2 separate regions of the Homo sapiens genome follow, and region 1 is linked to region 2. Evidence: read pairs that join two places in POLR2A ChIA-PET (ENCODE). Cell type or tissue: MCF 10A. All regions are shown on one strand.

Region 1 (8,000 bases), 67 kb before region 2:
AGTTATTGGCGTTAAATTTAGTGGCTTGTCTGTTAGAGTCTTTGATATTCTAGTGTTATCAGTGACTGCTCTAATAAAAAGGGCATTAATGGAAATAGTTTTTCATGATGTAAGTTGTTTGTGTAAGACCCAGGAGCAGAAATTAAAACTTTCCATTTGCACTAAAGGTTAACCTTTCAGGGCTTTTTAAATCTTCAAATATATTTACATTTATATTTTCTTCATTTGTATGTTCCCTTTTTCCCCATTTTAGGGAGGAAAGACATAGATTGGTTTTCTTTACATAATTTCCTCCCTTTGAATTTACCATTTCTAATTACAACAATCCTCAACTCGAAAGACCCAGGAAAGACCAAAGCCTGCAGCCACAGTGCAGGAATCTTACCAAAAAAACTGTTCATTTTTCTCCATTTTAAGTGTGTGTGTGTGTGTGTGTGTGTGTACCTACACATGGGGAGGGTTATTGCAGGGGTTGGGGAGCAGTGCATTTAAATTTTGTTTCTTCCCTGGATCTTTCACAAACAATTATCGGTAAGGTTCCTCCTTCCCCTTGGAAGCACAGAAAAGACACTGCCTATTTGAAATTATATTATTTGGGGTTGTCTTGGGCTTCTCTTACATGGAGGTGCCACCTAGAAAAAAAATTGTTTTTTGTTAAGAAAGAAATTAGATTCTAAATGTGTCTTATGTAAATAATGGTTTGTTTCTTGGTAAATAACATGACTACTCCCTTATATCAGCTTTAAGTATAATTACACATTTGTATTAACTTAGAAATGACTGGTGCTGTTACAAGTACTGGCTGTCAGGAAATGAGCAGTATCCCTCACCATTTAGCAGGAAAAAAATCCTGTTTGGAGGTAGAGAAGGAAGAAATCAGGGCAGCAGATTCACAAATGCTTCATATTGATGCATCATATTGGGGGAAGTATTTAGGCAAAGTAGTTCCTTTAGTTATATCTTTTATATATGGCTTCTAGAATTACTACCTGGATATTCACCTTCATTTTGTAGAACGGTGTAAGTGGTTTCCATTCCAGCATGAATGTGGTCGGTCACATGGCAGTGGAGTAACCAAATTCCAGGTGTTCTTGGAAACATTTCTAGGGTTTGGTATGTTCCAGGGAAAATGTCAAAGACATCAGAACTATAAACTCCCCTGTGCTTAATTAGAAAAATGACAAATAATGTATAATATTGTATATGAGAGTTCACTCATGTCATTTGTTAATGTTCAGCTCAGGGATATTGAAAAAATGGATAAATCTGTTTTTAAAAAATCGAGCTCGTTTCTGTGTTTAATACAAATGGTAAAATGTGGTTTTTGTATTCCTAATAAGTCTTTGGTATCCACATCAAGTGGGTGTGAAAGAAAGATGTGATGAGAATGAATTCATCAATCAGGACTACCTACAAACCTCCTGTACCTTGATTCTGGTTTGCCTGTTTGTCATAGCACTTAAGCTACACAAAAGGAACTCAGCTGTGGCCCCATTTCAGCCCTAGCCTCACTTTTGCCTGAATCTGTCCTAGCTTGTCTGAAGCTTTAAGTCAAGGTAAATAATAAAGGAAGCAGAAAAGGAGGCTGATGAAAACGACAAAAACCAGAGGCACTTCAGGGAGTCTCGGCTGGAAACAGTAGTTGGGTGACAATAGTCTATTTCTGCAAGGATAGAATTGAAAGCCCACTAAGAATACAATATATCTATGTAAAACAAAATGCAGGTAACAAAACAGGCTTTCTGCAGTATGCTTTTTGATAACTTCTGCCTTTTCTAAATTAGCCCAAAGCATAAGGAAAAAGCATTTCCAGGAGGGCCACTGGCTTCTGCTGAAATCAGTACTGAGAAAGAATAGAAGTAAGATTGAGATGTACAGACCAGTTGCTTGTCACCTAACTGATCTTGCTCACCATGGGCCATTTAAGATACAGAACTTAGAACAGGCAGGGCAAGGGTTATAATAAAGTCTTGTTGTGGTCTCTACTCTCATCCATCATTATGTGAACATTCCTACCCTCTTTGTTAGCAATTCCGCTCAGTTGCCTTAATCAGGAATCTGAGCAGAACTCCATGAAAATTCAGTTAAAAATGCAAATCCTAGGAAGAGCTCAATGTGTAACAAAGGCTAGTGTGTCAATTGAAATTGCTGTGCCTTATATAGGCATCCCTCAGTATCTATGGAGGATTGGTTTCAGGAATGCCCCCATACCAAAATCCATGGATGCTCAAGTCCCTTATATAAAATGGCATATTTCCATTTAACTTATGCACATCCTTCCATATACTTTAAATCATCTCTAGATTATTATAATACCTAATACAGTGCCTACATATCATTTCATTTGCATGGATTCAACATAGTACTCAGTGCAGCAGATCCAAGTTTTGCTTTTTGGAACTTAGTGGAATTATTTTTTCCTGAATATTTTCAATCCATGATTGAATCCTGGGTGGGGAATCCACGGATATGAAGCACCGGCTGTACTCTTTGCAGCTTTTTTTCATAAGTCTCTCTGAGAAAATATTTTCTTCACTTGTATTAAAACATTTTCAAACAGAGCAAGAGTAATTGCCATGGATAGCTCTTACCTTGTATTGGAAGCTATGGCCGTGAAAATGTACAGTGTGTAAGTCTATTTCATTGCCCATTCCCATCAGATACCAGTTGACTTCATCTCCCACGTGCATTGTGAGGCCTTGTAGGTTTCCAAACATTCTTCCATTAATAGCTAGGGAAAGCATATGGTTTTATGTTACTTTTCAGGATATTTTAAACCAATAGCTATTTCAAAGAAAATATGATTATTAGGTTAATGTAAAGAATCTTTTTGATGTAATAGGACTTATTTTACTACAAATGAGAGAAATGGATACTTTAAAGTCAATAATATCACATTGCTTTTCTAGGCACTTTGCACCAAAAGCCTTAATCTTAGTTTTGGATTATTTCAAAGGAAATGAGATTTTGGAATTGGAAAATAAATTAGCAAATGATTTTGAACATAGTCCCCTTTTTGTTTTGAACAGGATTCTACCTGACATACAAAGTGAGGCAGAAGTGGTTTATTTTAAGACAAAACAAATGAATGGTCTCCAAAATAATTTTATTTGAAAGAGAAAATGATAAAAAAGTAGAAAAATTGTTTTAGAATAATGTGACATACCATGCATTTTATTGCTTTCTATGAATTCCTCATCATCTTTGTTTACTTTCTCGGGGTGATCAGAGTATGTTTTGATGTTGTCATCTAAGTACCAAGATTCATTCTCATCAAAAACTAGAAACAGAAGGGCAAATTCCAGTTTCCTTCTGGGATTGAATACTTTCAAGTAAGGTCTTCGACAAACAATCAGGGGGCCAATTAATCCACTGTAGAGGTCCTGGAAACAAGAAAAATCTTCAGTAACCCTTGTGAATTAGGTCAGGATTTCAGAGAACTGAGACTTTGCACCCAGGGCCTCAGGAATTTTGGAGAGACCAATTGAAGTAACAGACTTTGCCCAATGTGGTACTGCCAATTTAGTAACTTTTCACTTGAAGTAGTTAAATTGGAACAATGGTGAGTAGTAGGTAGGTCATGTGGGTGATGCTGACATAACAGAAATGTCTGCAGAGGCAAAAATTAGCTCAGCTAATGAGCAGTGATTTTAAAAGAATCCCAAATGAACAGTGTTGGTTTGTTCCATAAACTCATGAACTCTTGAGTGTGAGCCAAGCGCTATGGCAGTCCCTAAAAATCCATAGATGAATGAAATGTGTAATAATAAATAGGACCACAAATACCAGATTTACTCATTTGTTTGAGCCAGAACACTGAATTATCAAGGAGCTACTTCCCCCGGCTCACTCAGGCACTTCACCCACCTATCTATAACCGACTCCATTTCTTTTCTCCCTCCTTACAGTAGAGGTCCTTGAAATTTGCCTCACGTATTACAACGGCCTCCCAACCTCCAGTCTCTTCCCCCTCCAAGCCTTCCTTCATTCCACCAGAATGAAGGATCTGAAATGCAAATATACTGCCATTCTTGGTCAATTTTTCAGTGGCTACCTGTGACCCACAAGACAAAAATCTAAACTTCCCAAATATCTTGAAAGGCCTTTGAGCTGTATCATATTAGGAAATGTTAGATTTTTGTCTTGTGTGTCATAGGTAGCAGCATAGTTGCTAAAGTAGATTGCAAACAGTTTATTTTCCTAGGATTTTAACGTAGAATTGGACCACAGGAAAACACTAACCTTGTCTTCCTTCAATTGTGTGTCTATTTTGGGAAGTGTCACAAAACAAATGATTTGTATTTTACCTTAACTTGATCCACAGTTGAATAATAAGCCCATGGAATACAAGCAGAATCCTCTGTTCCAGCTCCAGATCTTTCTGGGATTTTCCATACGTAAGTGAGAGTTTCACCTAAATTCATCAAGTGTTAATGGATCTGGTTGTATTTGGTTTATATTGTACACACACACACACACACACACACACACACACACACACAGCCTTGATAACTAGGACCCAGGAACTGGAAATGTCAGTGTAATTAGTTTTTAAAAATTGTGGTACTCAAGATTGTTTTCAGGAATTTAGTTTTAAGATGAACTGGAAGACAAAATTTTGTCATTTTTTGGGTTAATTTTAAATTAGCTATAACCCACTTGCCATACCACAAAGCTAGGAGGTGTGTACTTCAATATTACAATTTGAAAAAACTTTGCAACCAATCTCTTCTTAGCTTGAAGTGTGTTTTCCTAATATACTTTTTTCTCTTCAGATACCAAGTGATTTTTCCCCAGTGGCTGGCACCTTTCCCGTAATCTCTGCATGTGTGTATCTGGACTATTTTGTGTAATTCCCTCAGCTTCAGCATTGGCTTCCTTTCCTTGTCCTCTCTCATGATCATCCTTAGTGAGCTCATGATTCCTGGCGAGGAGCCGTTAGACCTCTTGATCTCATGAGTCACCGACTTGACACAGTTATGTTTACCTCCCCCTCCAGTCCATCTCATTCTATCACACCATGTGCTGTTTTGTCACTACTCCCACATACAGGACATAACCACACCCTCGGCCTTGGCATTTTGAAGACGACCAGTTGCTTCACCCTCCTGCTTTGCCAAGGCTCTTACCCTTTTCCCATGTGCTCTAGGCTTTTCTCCAGTCTGATCTGCGTTTCCATTCACCTCAGGGCTTCCTGTGCAACTGCTCACAGGCCTCAACTTTTGGCCATGCCCACTCACCAATCCCAGCCACACTCATTTTCCATCCCATTTATTTAGACCACACCATTACATATTCATGCTATCACACTAACCTGCCAGAGTCCAACAGACATTCACTAGAGAATCAAGCAAGACAACAGAGATGGTCTCAAGTGATGTGGTAGACGTCTTACTTTTTCTTCAAGCCTCAGTCTGAGCTGTTCCTATGTCCTCACCCTTTTTCTAAGCAGAAAATTTCACTAGAATATAAAGTATTGATTCACCACCTGCACATATTACTGTCTGGCCATCTCTGCTTTTACTTATTCTCATAAGCTGCAAAATAACATTTTCTTCTCTTTTCCACACCCCTTTACAACCTGCTCTTCCACCAGTGGTCAGTGCCCAAAACCTTGGGGTCATGCTTGACTCCTCTCTTCCCTAACACTCCCTAGTGCCCATTTTCCAGCAGGTCCTTTTAGTACCACCTTTAAAATGGAACCAGAATATGATAACATCTCACCACTTCAGCCGCTTCCACCATATTCCAAATCTCGATGATGATGATGATGATGATGATTTTACCCAGATTATTGCAGTGGTCCTTAACTGACCCCAGATTCTGTCCTTGCCCCCTTAGGGTCACTTAACCACACATCACCAACAGCCCCTTAAAAGGTGTCCATCAGAACATCAGTCTTAAATCTCGAGTCTGAGGTCCTCCCTACTCCATCTGGCCCCTGCTCTCCCTGGATCTCATCTCTAGCATTCTGTCCCTTGTGTGCTTTTCTTTAGCCTCTGGCTGCCTTGCTGCTGCTCACACACACCAGGCATTGCTCCTGTCTTCGGGGCCTAGAATCAATTCGTGCACAATTACCTGAATTTCATTACTTCTCAAACTTTAGGTGTTTTCAGCAATGCCACCTCCTCAAGGAAGCCCTCCTGACCTCTCTACCTAAAATAGCACCCTTGCTACACCCTGCTAAGTTATTGAGAAATAGTATTTTCCTGGAAGCCAACTTTACAACTAATAGAAGAAAAATATGGTTCTTATTAAAGAAAATGCTCACCTATGTATATAATCTGTTCAAGATTTTACTCTATGTTTATTAAAGAAACATTTGATGATCTCCTAATATATGCCAGATACTGTACTAGATAGGGGGAATTTAGAGTTCCAAGTGGCAGCCTCTGGCCCTTAGAACCACATGTGCTAGAGACAGGCATGGGAACATCCAGCCACATATGGTGTGGTAGATGCCATTTGAGCTGTGTTCTAGCTGAGCGAGGAGACAGCATCTCTCTGATTCACGCTTGAGGATTCATAGATGTCTACTACCTTCAGGTTTTTCTCTTAAGCTCTCCTGTGGACTTTTTTTTTTAGTACAAGCATGTGCATGTACTTGCATACACACAGACACCTCCTTGCATCCCCTCTTCACAACTACCTCCCTTTTCACTTTCTTGGTCCAGACTCTCTATGATGAGAGTAATCTGTGGAAAGGCTGTACAGCCTGTTAAAATGCACCACCCCCACCCCCGCCCCCGTGAGTACCTGGTAATGTTGGAGTAACTGTAGAACTCTCTGTTTGTACCCCATGGGCATGTATTGAGTAGGGCCTTGTGGCCATGTTTTTAAAGATAATTTTGACTTTGTCTCCAACATCTGCATGAAGTTGTGGACCTGGCAAAAGTGAAGAGGAAGAGTGTCCAATCAGAAGGTCTAACTTAGTAATAAAAGCAAAGATCAGCAAAGATAACTTGTTTCTCTCCCCCATGGGTTTGTGGTATAATACTCTTGGATTTATACTGCGTCCCAGGGAATTTGGAATCAATACACTGGAAATAAAAATGGAGACCATTTGTTTATCTCTTAAGAGTTCTAGGGGAGGTTTGGCCTGAAAGTCCTTTGCAGAGTACCGGTCTAATCATGGTGGGTTGGATATCTGGCCAGGAGTCATTTATACCCCTCTCATTTCTACCCTTTATCCAATCTTAGCTTGTCTCTTGTCTGGTAGGATTTTTGTGCTCCAGCAACAATGCCATTTTGCCTTGGTGTCTTAGTCTAGGGGTTGAGGATAACCAAGCCTCAGGGGAATGCTGACAGTATGGGAACACAGTGGGGTGGGGATGGGAGTGGGGGTCCCTGCAATTGATAGTTTTAAAGAAATGTCTCAAGACCAGTGTTGCTCGAGTTCTAGACATTCTGTCTTAAAGTGAGTCCTAAAAAATTGAAGGCAGCTTTGCCCCTGCTTTGTGCGTGGTATCATTTTTTCTTTTATTTCCTGTTGTAATTAATTTCCTTTTGTATATTTCTTCTTGTAATTAATCATTTATATTTTAATTTTAAAAGTAAATAGCTGTAATTTGAGAGGAATGGGTAGGATAATGGGGATAAATTGGTTAAGAATTTTATTAGGGCCAGGTGTAGTGCCTCACGCCTGTAATCCCAGCACTTTGGAAGGCTGAGGTGGGCGGATCACTTGAGGCCAGGAGTTTGAGACCAGCCTGGCCAACATGGTGAAACCTCATCTCTACTAAAAATACAAAAATTAGCCAGGCGTGGTGGCCCATCCCTGTAGTCCCAGCTACTTGGGAGGCTAAGGTGGGAGACTCACTTGAGCACAGGAGCGGCAGGTTGCAGTGAGCTGAAATCACACCACTACACACCATCCTGGGCGACAGAGTGAGACTCTGTCAAAAAACAGAATTTCATTAGAAAATAGTTTCTGGGAACTTCACTAAAACTACAGGCATCAATTTGATAAAATATATATAATTTCATCAGTATACGGGACA
Region 2 (8,000 bases):
GTAATGTAAATAAAATATGAAGATTTTATATATATATATATATATATATACACACACATACATACACACACACACATACACACACACACATATCCTCTTTTTACTTTGCCGTTTTTGTGCATCTTTAAAATGTATAAAATGCATTGGTACAGTGGTGCAAGTATATAATCTATAACTATATAACTATATATCTATGGAGGCTGAGTTCTAATGCTTTCAGCTGATGGAGGGATGTAATAGAAGAAACTAGAAGACACTGCTCTAGACTAGTGCTTCTCACACTTTAATGTGAATATGGCCTGGGGATTTTGTTAGAATTCAGATTCTGACTTAGGTCTTTGAAGCCTGAAATTCTGCATTTCTAACAAGCTCCCAAGTGATGCTGATGCTGCTGGTCCTTGGGCCATACTTGGAGTACAAGTGCCCAGATGAGTGCCAGAGTTATTCCTAAAATCTATCCCCCCACGCCCTAGCTCAGTGTACTTGGTGCTTTAGTACAGTGGTTCTCTACAGGAGGTGATTTTGTTCCCCAGGGGTCATTTGGCAATGCCTAGAAATATTTTTGGTTGTCATAACTTGTGGGGAGATGCTACTGGCATCTAGTAGGTGGAGGATATAGATGTCGACAAACATCTACAATGCACTGGATAGCTCCATACAACAAAGAGTTATCTAACCTAAAAGGTCAGGAAGTTAAGAAACCCTGGTTTAGATCAAGTCTAAATTCTTAACAAGGTGTTTGAGGTCTTCCACAATTCTGTTGGCTCTTTCTTCCCAAGTGCTATGTGACTTAGATCACATTCTTCCATCTACTTGGAGTGTCATTTCCCTCCTTTTCTAACTGGACAGACTCCTATGAAACCTTAAAAAATCAACTTGAATGTCTCTTCCCTATCATGAAGCCTTTCCAAATCTTCCAAATAGGAATTTAAAGCACTGCGCTGTGTTTAAATTTCCGTGACAGCATCCCACCCCGCGTCATCCTCCTTGGATTGCAGCAATGCGCAAGTCTGGCGTCCCTTAGACTGTAAACAACATGAGGGCAGATGACCCATATTATGGGCCTTTGTATCTCTTTAGGGCCTCGCAAGGTGCTTTGTGCCCTCTATGACACTTATTAAAAAGACTATTGGTAAAATGGATGTCACCCTTGAATTAACTTTAAATTTACATATATTTCTAAAAAAGAGAAAAAACAACCTTAGAAGTGGGAGATTACTATATTTGAATTTGCCTTAGTTAAGGATCTTTTACCCAGTCATATCTCTGACCCCTCTCAGCTGAGCAGCTTAAGATGAGAAGTTTCCCTGGCTAAGAAAGTAAGTGAGATTGTTTATGTGCTTTCTATTGGAATAATTGTCTTGTTACTGTGATTCTAGAGTGGGGGAGGTCATCTAGATGTAAATAGATGCACCTAGTCACAGTCAACCTATAAAATAATTTTGGTTGATGAGCATGAAGTTTTCAAAAGTTCTGCCTGTGAAGGTAATGTGATGGGGAAGTGTGGGTGGGGCCATGTTCACTTTGGTTTGCCCCAAGCCCCACCTCTGTCTGTGTTCATCCAAGCAAAATACTTAGAAAATTATGGTAGTAAGTTCCTCCTGAAATGACAGCTGATGTTCCTATTTTTACATTGTCTACATAGCTCTAGAAAGCATGAGAATTTGCTGTGCTTGCTAAATCAGTAGTCTGTGGCATATGGGCAAGGTCCAGCACACTGCCTCTGTTACTGCAGCCCATGAGCTAAGAATGGTTTTAAAATTTCTAAATAGTTGAAAAAAAATTTAATAATATTATTTCTTGACATGTTTTATGAGATACAAATTTCAGCATCCATAAATGAAGTTTTTGGCTCTCAGCCACTTTCATTTGTTTTCCTATTGTCTGTGACCACTTTCATTCTACAGTGGCAGAGTAGAGTATGGCTTATGATAGAGACCATGTGGCCTGCAAGCCTAACTTCTTTACTATCTGGCCCTTTGCAGAAAAAATTTGCTGACCCCTGGTCTACATGATCCATACCAGTTATATGTAGTTGAATTCTATAAACAGTGTGGAGCGAGGCCCTTTCATCTGTTTCATTTGTGCAGAGCAACCTGTGGGTTACCATTGGTGAGTCAGTGAGTGAATGTTACCGTGCATTTGGTTGCTGAGTTGAAAATTATCATTTTCCTTGTCCACTTTGTTTGGTTTTGAAGCATAGGTGTTGATACTGTCTTCGAAGTACCAGGATTCATTCTCATCAAATATCATGAAGTGGAGAACACGGTGAACTATGTTGGGGTTGATGTCTTTGCGGCATACAGAGAGAGGGCCTACCAGTCCACTGTGAAGGTCCTGAGGAGGCAAAGCAAGATCGTTCACTGTGGCCACAACTAACATTTTCCCCCACAAAATAAAAGAGGTAGAATCCGGTTTTAGTTTTTAATGAGGTCAAATCCTGAGTTTTTAATTATCAGGATTCTGAGAGTGAAGAACAAAATATTTGACATGCTCAATGTTTGATTGAAGAAAAATTGTAACCTCATTCATTAGAGTTGAAGTCTAAAGAGAACACCAAACCTCTGAAAGGGATTTTAGATACATTTTTCAGTGGATTTAGCTCTATTTTTGACATTTTAATAAAAAAAGAATTTTGGTTTTAATTAGAATTCCTGGCATTGAAGTTGGTTGGCAGGAAGTCTAAAGGAGTTAGTCCCTTCACCTTTGTGCTTTTGCCCCTGCAGCAGCTTTTAGTTGAGAGTCTTGGTTTGTTTGTCTTCATTTTGTTTTTGAATTAAATCTCTGTGTAGATTCTTGTTCCAGGCAGAGTGGGCCAAGATAAGAGTTCAAATAGAATACTTGCACTGTTTTTTTTTTTTTTTAGTGCAAATAAACTTGAACCCTATAGTTGAGGGTTTTAAATATAAACACACACACACATACACCCCCCTACACACACAATATGTATATATATATTTCTTATTAATCATAGAATTATACCATTCTTTATTTATGATTACTATTGTTACTATTATTATTATTTAGAGACCAAGTTTTGCTGTGTCACCTAGGCAATGGAGTGACCATAGCTCAGCATAATCTTGAACTCCTGGACTCAAGCAATCCTCCTACCTCAGCCTCCCGTAGCTAGGACTACAGGCATGTGCCACTGCGCCTGGCTAATTTTAAAATTTTTTGTATAGACATCAGCCACCACATCCAACTGAATTTTAAAATTCTTTAGTGTATGTTGTTTTCTGTAATTCGAATACTATTCAGTGGAACAAAGTATAGTCTATTATTGTATAATTAGATATATTTTTCAATTCACAGTGAGATTATGCAAAGAATTATAAGCCTAAGTAATCATGAGGTAATAGTTTATTTTGCTCTTGAAAAATGCAGACCAATGTAGGAATAAAAGCTGAACAGTAATTAAGTTACTTAATAGAAAGTTTACATGGAACTAAGGTTCTTAAGAGCAATGATAAATACCTTCTTCCTTCCGTTATAATTTCTGGGAGGAGATAGGATAAGAACTGTTATTTGATTTAAAATTTACCTTAGCCACAGATACAGTTGAATAGTAAAACCAAGGTATGCATTCAAAGTCCAGTGAGGTAGGACCAGTTCTATCAGGTATCTGCCAAGTATATATTTGAATCTCTCCTGAAATAGACAAATGAAGTGTATTTAAATAGAGCTTTTAAAATCAGACTTCTTTACGGAGAACCAGACAATGAGCAAACACTAAAGCTATAAAAATAGTAGGCAGCATAGTCCTAGCTTTCACTTCTGGTTTCACTTCTTGCTTTGTGATCTTAGTCAATGTGGCAATTACTCAATGTGACAAAGCCTTGAATCCCTGCTCTGAACATTCCAATGTGTGGATCACATGTACCTCCTCCCTGCCCTCAAGGCTGTGCATATTAGTCCTATTGGATCTTAATTCTATATTCTATATTGCAGTGAAGTTCTTTTGCTCCCTCCCCACCGTAATTCTGTATCTCCCACTTCCACAGATCCATGGGAGTTATAGTCCTATGACATTAACCAACCCCACCTCCAGCTCCCAAATCTGTAACAATCTACTTAGCACTAACCCTTGCCTTCCAGTACATCACACAATGCCTGGCATACAGCAGGTAGAGTACTCAGAAGTGTTTGTGGAATGCATGTAGTAGATCCTTTCTTAACTAATCAGAGCAGTGGACTGACTTGCAAACTCCCTTGATATGAGACTTAACAGACCACAGGACTGCTTTTAAAAACAAAAAGAAACATTTCGCCCACCATCAAAGTCTATTGTCAGTCCCTCTGCTTTACAAATCTTTTCTTTCTGAATTTGGCTTTCATTGATACTCTTAATTTCCAAAACTACTTGTTTTGGTGAGCAACTATAGTGGACATTCTGATGCCACCCCTAGATTCCCAATCAAGAATGAAGAACATTTCACTCCAGCAGGCGTCAGCCTCCTTTAGAGAGAGCCTTGGCTGAAGAAAGCTACCTTGCTCAAGATTGCATCTAATGACTGCTTCAGGGACATAACAGCCCAGCTCTCTCACTCCAGCTTAGGAAAGCTGAAGGTCACCCTATCTTCAGAACTGTGTTGGCTGTGACTTCTGTTGAGGCTGCATCTCTGCTTAACCTCACTCCCTGTCCAATCCTACTCATTTCTCATTCTTTCCATATTAGTTGATTCCAAGAGCACTATCTACACACAAATCCTCATATCACAGTCTGCTTACTGGGCATTTTTAAGTAAAATATATTAATGTTCTTCTGAGTTAATTATGTTGAATGGCATGCTGTATAGCAGTGATTCCATTCCACGGAAATGTTAATACATGGGGTCCATCATTTCCTCTTATTGGCTCAATCCTCCCCCACTTTCTCACATATTGCATCTTGTACTCAACTCCTACTTTAGCACTTTAGTTGGAGAGATTGTATATAGTATAAGAATACCTGGCAGCTGGACAGGTACAGCGGTGGGAGGGAGGGTGGACCTAGAGGAGAAATTCATACACTGGGGAGGTAGGCCCTGAAGACCAAACCTTCACTTCACAGTTTTGCTCATGGTGCCCCAGCCTGGAAGTAAACTTGACTTGCAGAAGGAACTCCCCCGCCAAATGCTTTCTTCAGGCTCATCTTACTAGTCCACTCGTCTCTCTCATCTGGAACTGCACCCATATATTTAAAAGAACATTAGCCTCGTAGTCCTGCATAAAAGCTTTGGGGATTATTTTTCTCCCAAAGTAGTTACCTGGCTGAGTTGGAACAACAGTGGAATTATTTGTTTTCACTCCATGAGCATGAATAGAATACGGTCTTGCGGCTTTATTTTTAAAGATAATTTGAATTATTTGACCAGGGTTGAGCAATATTAATGGACCTAGGGAATATAAAAAGAAATATGTCTGAGTAATTGTTATTTATTTTAAATTATGAGTCATCTCTCTTCTTATTTACACAGTGACTTATTCTTATCCTTTTACTTAACATGCAGCCAAATGAAATAAAAACATTTAACAAGTAGATCATTGCTGATTTATGAAACATGATTTTTGCCTGAAATTTTTAAATCATTTAGAATTTTATGAGTTTTTTTTTTTTTTTTTTTGCCAGAAAACTTATTTTAATGAACAACGGTTTATGCCTAGGAAAACATACAATTTAAAAATGAAACCCTTTCTTTTCTTTCTTGACCAATCTCAACTTTCAAGCCTTTTATTCCCTTGCTCCTTATTCTACTGGAGGATTGCAAGGAGCTGCAAGGCCTGTTTATTGACCCAAAGTGATTTTCTCTCTTACAGACTAAAAACCTTCATTTTACTCTCTCTCCCTTTCATCCTAAGCCAGAAACTACAGGTATAAAATTCATTTTAAATCTTCTTTCTATTTGGAAGCAGGTTGAATTAGTGGCTCTGAAAAATTCTGAAACACAGGTGGTTTTGAGATGAGATAAGCAGCAAGAACTTTCTGCAAACTTGTGCTACAATTACTAAAATTAGAGCCCTGAAGATGCCTGCTGGAGGCTAAATGCTAGCTAAAGACAGGGCCTCTTTGCTCCCTGTGACCATTTCACCTCCCCAAACAATATGCATGGTTTTTCTTTTTAATAAAGTGTTTTCCTTTTTGCGTAAATAATAATAGAACCTTGAGGGTCAGATTGCGTTATTTATCTTCATGCATTCAGCCACAATCCTAGAGAAAACAAACATCCTGTGGTTACTAAAGATAGGGGCCCACTCAAAAGCAGCAGCAACAGGATAGCACAGGCTTCCCTCCAGGGCTCACAAAGAGACAAGCTCTAGAGGCTGACGGAGAGCAAAAAAGAGCAAAAATTCCTCTTCATCAGCATGTAAATCCATCTCCTCAGGATCCCACATCATAAAATAACCTCTAATATACACATAGATATTAAGACTGAAACAGGAGTTGGGCGTGTGGAAATGTCGCATGTGGGCACCTGGGATGACTCAGAGGTTTCCTACTTGATCTATCAAGGGTGGAAGAAAGAGTTGTACTTTTCCTCACTCAGACAGAAGACACTTAAATTTACATAAAGAAGTTCCTTTCCTCACTATACTAGGGTCCCCTGGGCTTTGTTTTAATTGTATTGAAATGATCCCTGCACGCTACTTCTAAACTCCTTTCTAGAATTTTTTAATTCTGAGAGCAAGAATCCAGGTAATCTGAAACTGAGCACATTACTTTTCTACATTCTCCTTATTTTTTAGGAAACAACACTTGAATCATTTTTTCCCCCAATGAAAATGCCTATCAGCAAACAAACCAGAATTACAGGTACTTTCCTCTGTTGAAGTAGAGGTTGACAATGGCCTCCATGTGTACAACAATCTCTAATGGCTGAGGACAAGAAAAACTCGAAAACCAATCTTATGGCATACCAATACCTAGTATATCGAGATGTTTTTCACCTTCATTCCTTTTTGTTTGATTTGTGAACGTGTTATCATCATATTGACGATATAAGACTTTCTTGTATTTGGACCCAAGAAGTGTTCCACTTCTGTCCACATACATGCTCGTTTGGCTTTAAGAAAATAAAAACAAAAACAAAAAAACCCCACAAAGTTAGTTAATTTAACCATTAATTTAGACAAAGAACTCATATGGAAGAACTTCTTATATCTAGAAGCTGTTTTACCTAAAAATGTAAGTCATCTTTTTAAAAATATATATTAATTCTAGCAAGATAGGTAGATATTCATTCTACATTTCAAAGCTTATTTTCAGGATAAAATTTAGTTTTTATAAATAAATATACAGTAAGAGAGAAAACCAGAGAGAGAAATCAAATTGTACAAAAAGAGAAAAACAGGTGTCTTTAATTTGAAGTTCTCAGAAGAATAGAGGTAGAAGAAAATGAAGACAAAAGAAACACCTGACTGTAGATACTGAATGTAGCTGAAGTTATGTCACTATTCCTGTGGTGAGATCAGACAGTAACATATGTCCAGGAAGGATGCAAGAAGTGAAAACTCAGGCAGGAAGAAATAAAGCCCATAAGTAAGTTATATAGATATTTAGAAAGATTTGAAGCCCTTTGCAATTGAATATGTCACACACACACACACACACAAATTTTGAAGTGATTTATAATGGAGAATATCCTAAACACACAAATACCACATCCACATATCCATTATGCACACGTACACCATAACAAACACAAATAAATATACCACACACACCCACCATACCAAACACAAATAAATACAACACACACACAGACACAGACACACACAGAGAGACTGAAAGGAAAGAGAGGAAGACTCAGAAAGAACCCTTAGAACCCTTCCCATTTAGAGACTGGAGCTATCATGGTACTTCTCTCTTCGTAAGTGGTGGAGTTCATTCTCCCACTTTCTACTAGGAGAATAATCCCATTCCATTTCCTCGGCTGCAATGGTAATAATTATTTTCTCCTCCTGGTATTGTGTTTGATCAGGGTTTGGCTTCCCACATTGCCTCACGTGATATTTATGTT

Evidence for each region. ChIA-PET counts read pairs that join two places held together with the same protein. Peaks named below come from ENCODE experiments on the same cell type or tissue, not always from the same donor. Only the 100,000 strongest peaks of a DNase experiment are listed, where the experiment ranks them.
Region 1: POLR2A ChIA-PET joins it to region 2 with 19 read pairs; 3 of 35 experiments call an interaction of 5 or more read pairs at or near these places.

Annotation. Positions count from the first base shown.
Region 1 is chr3:149,175,249-149,183,248 of GRCh38, forward strand. CP (ceruloplasmin) reads right to left here. Exons shown (of 19, transcript NM_000096.4): 14 at 6,757-6,885; 15 at 4,308-4,414; 16 at 3,167-3,383; 17 at 2,592-2,731; 18 at 1,002-1,164. Among named protein-coding and RNA genes, the nearest start is that of CP, 43 kb to the right of the region's middle. In MCF 10A, no CTCF peak of the experiment used is centred here; a DNase peak (open chromatin) is centred at 4,983.
Region 2 is chr3:149,242,119-149,250,118 of GRCh38, forward strand. It overlaps the pseudogene CPHL1P. Among named protein-coding and RNA genes, the nearest start is that of CP, 24 kb to the left of the region's middle. In MCF 10A, no CTCF peak of the experiment used is centred here; DNase peaks (open chromatin) are centred at 3,833 and 5,423.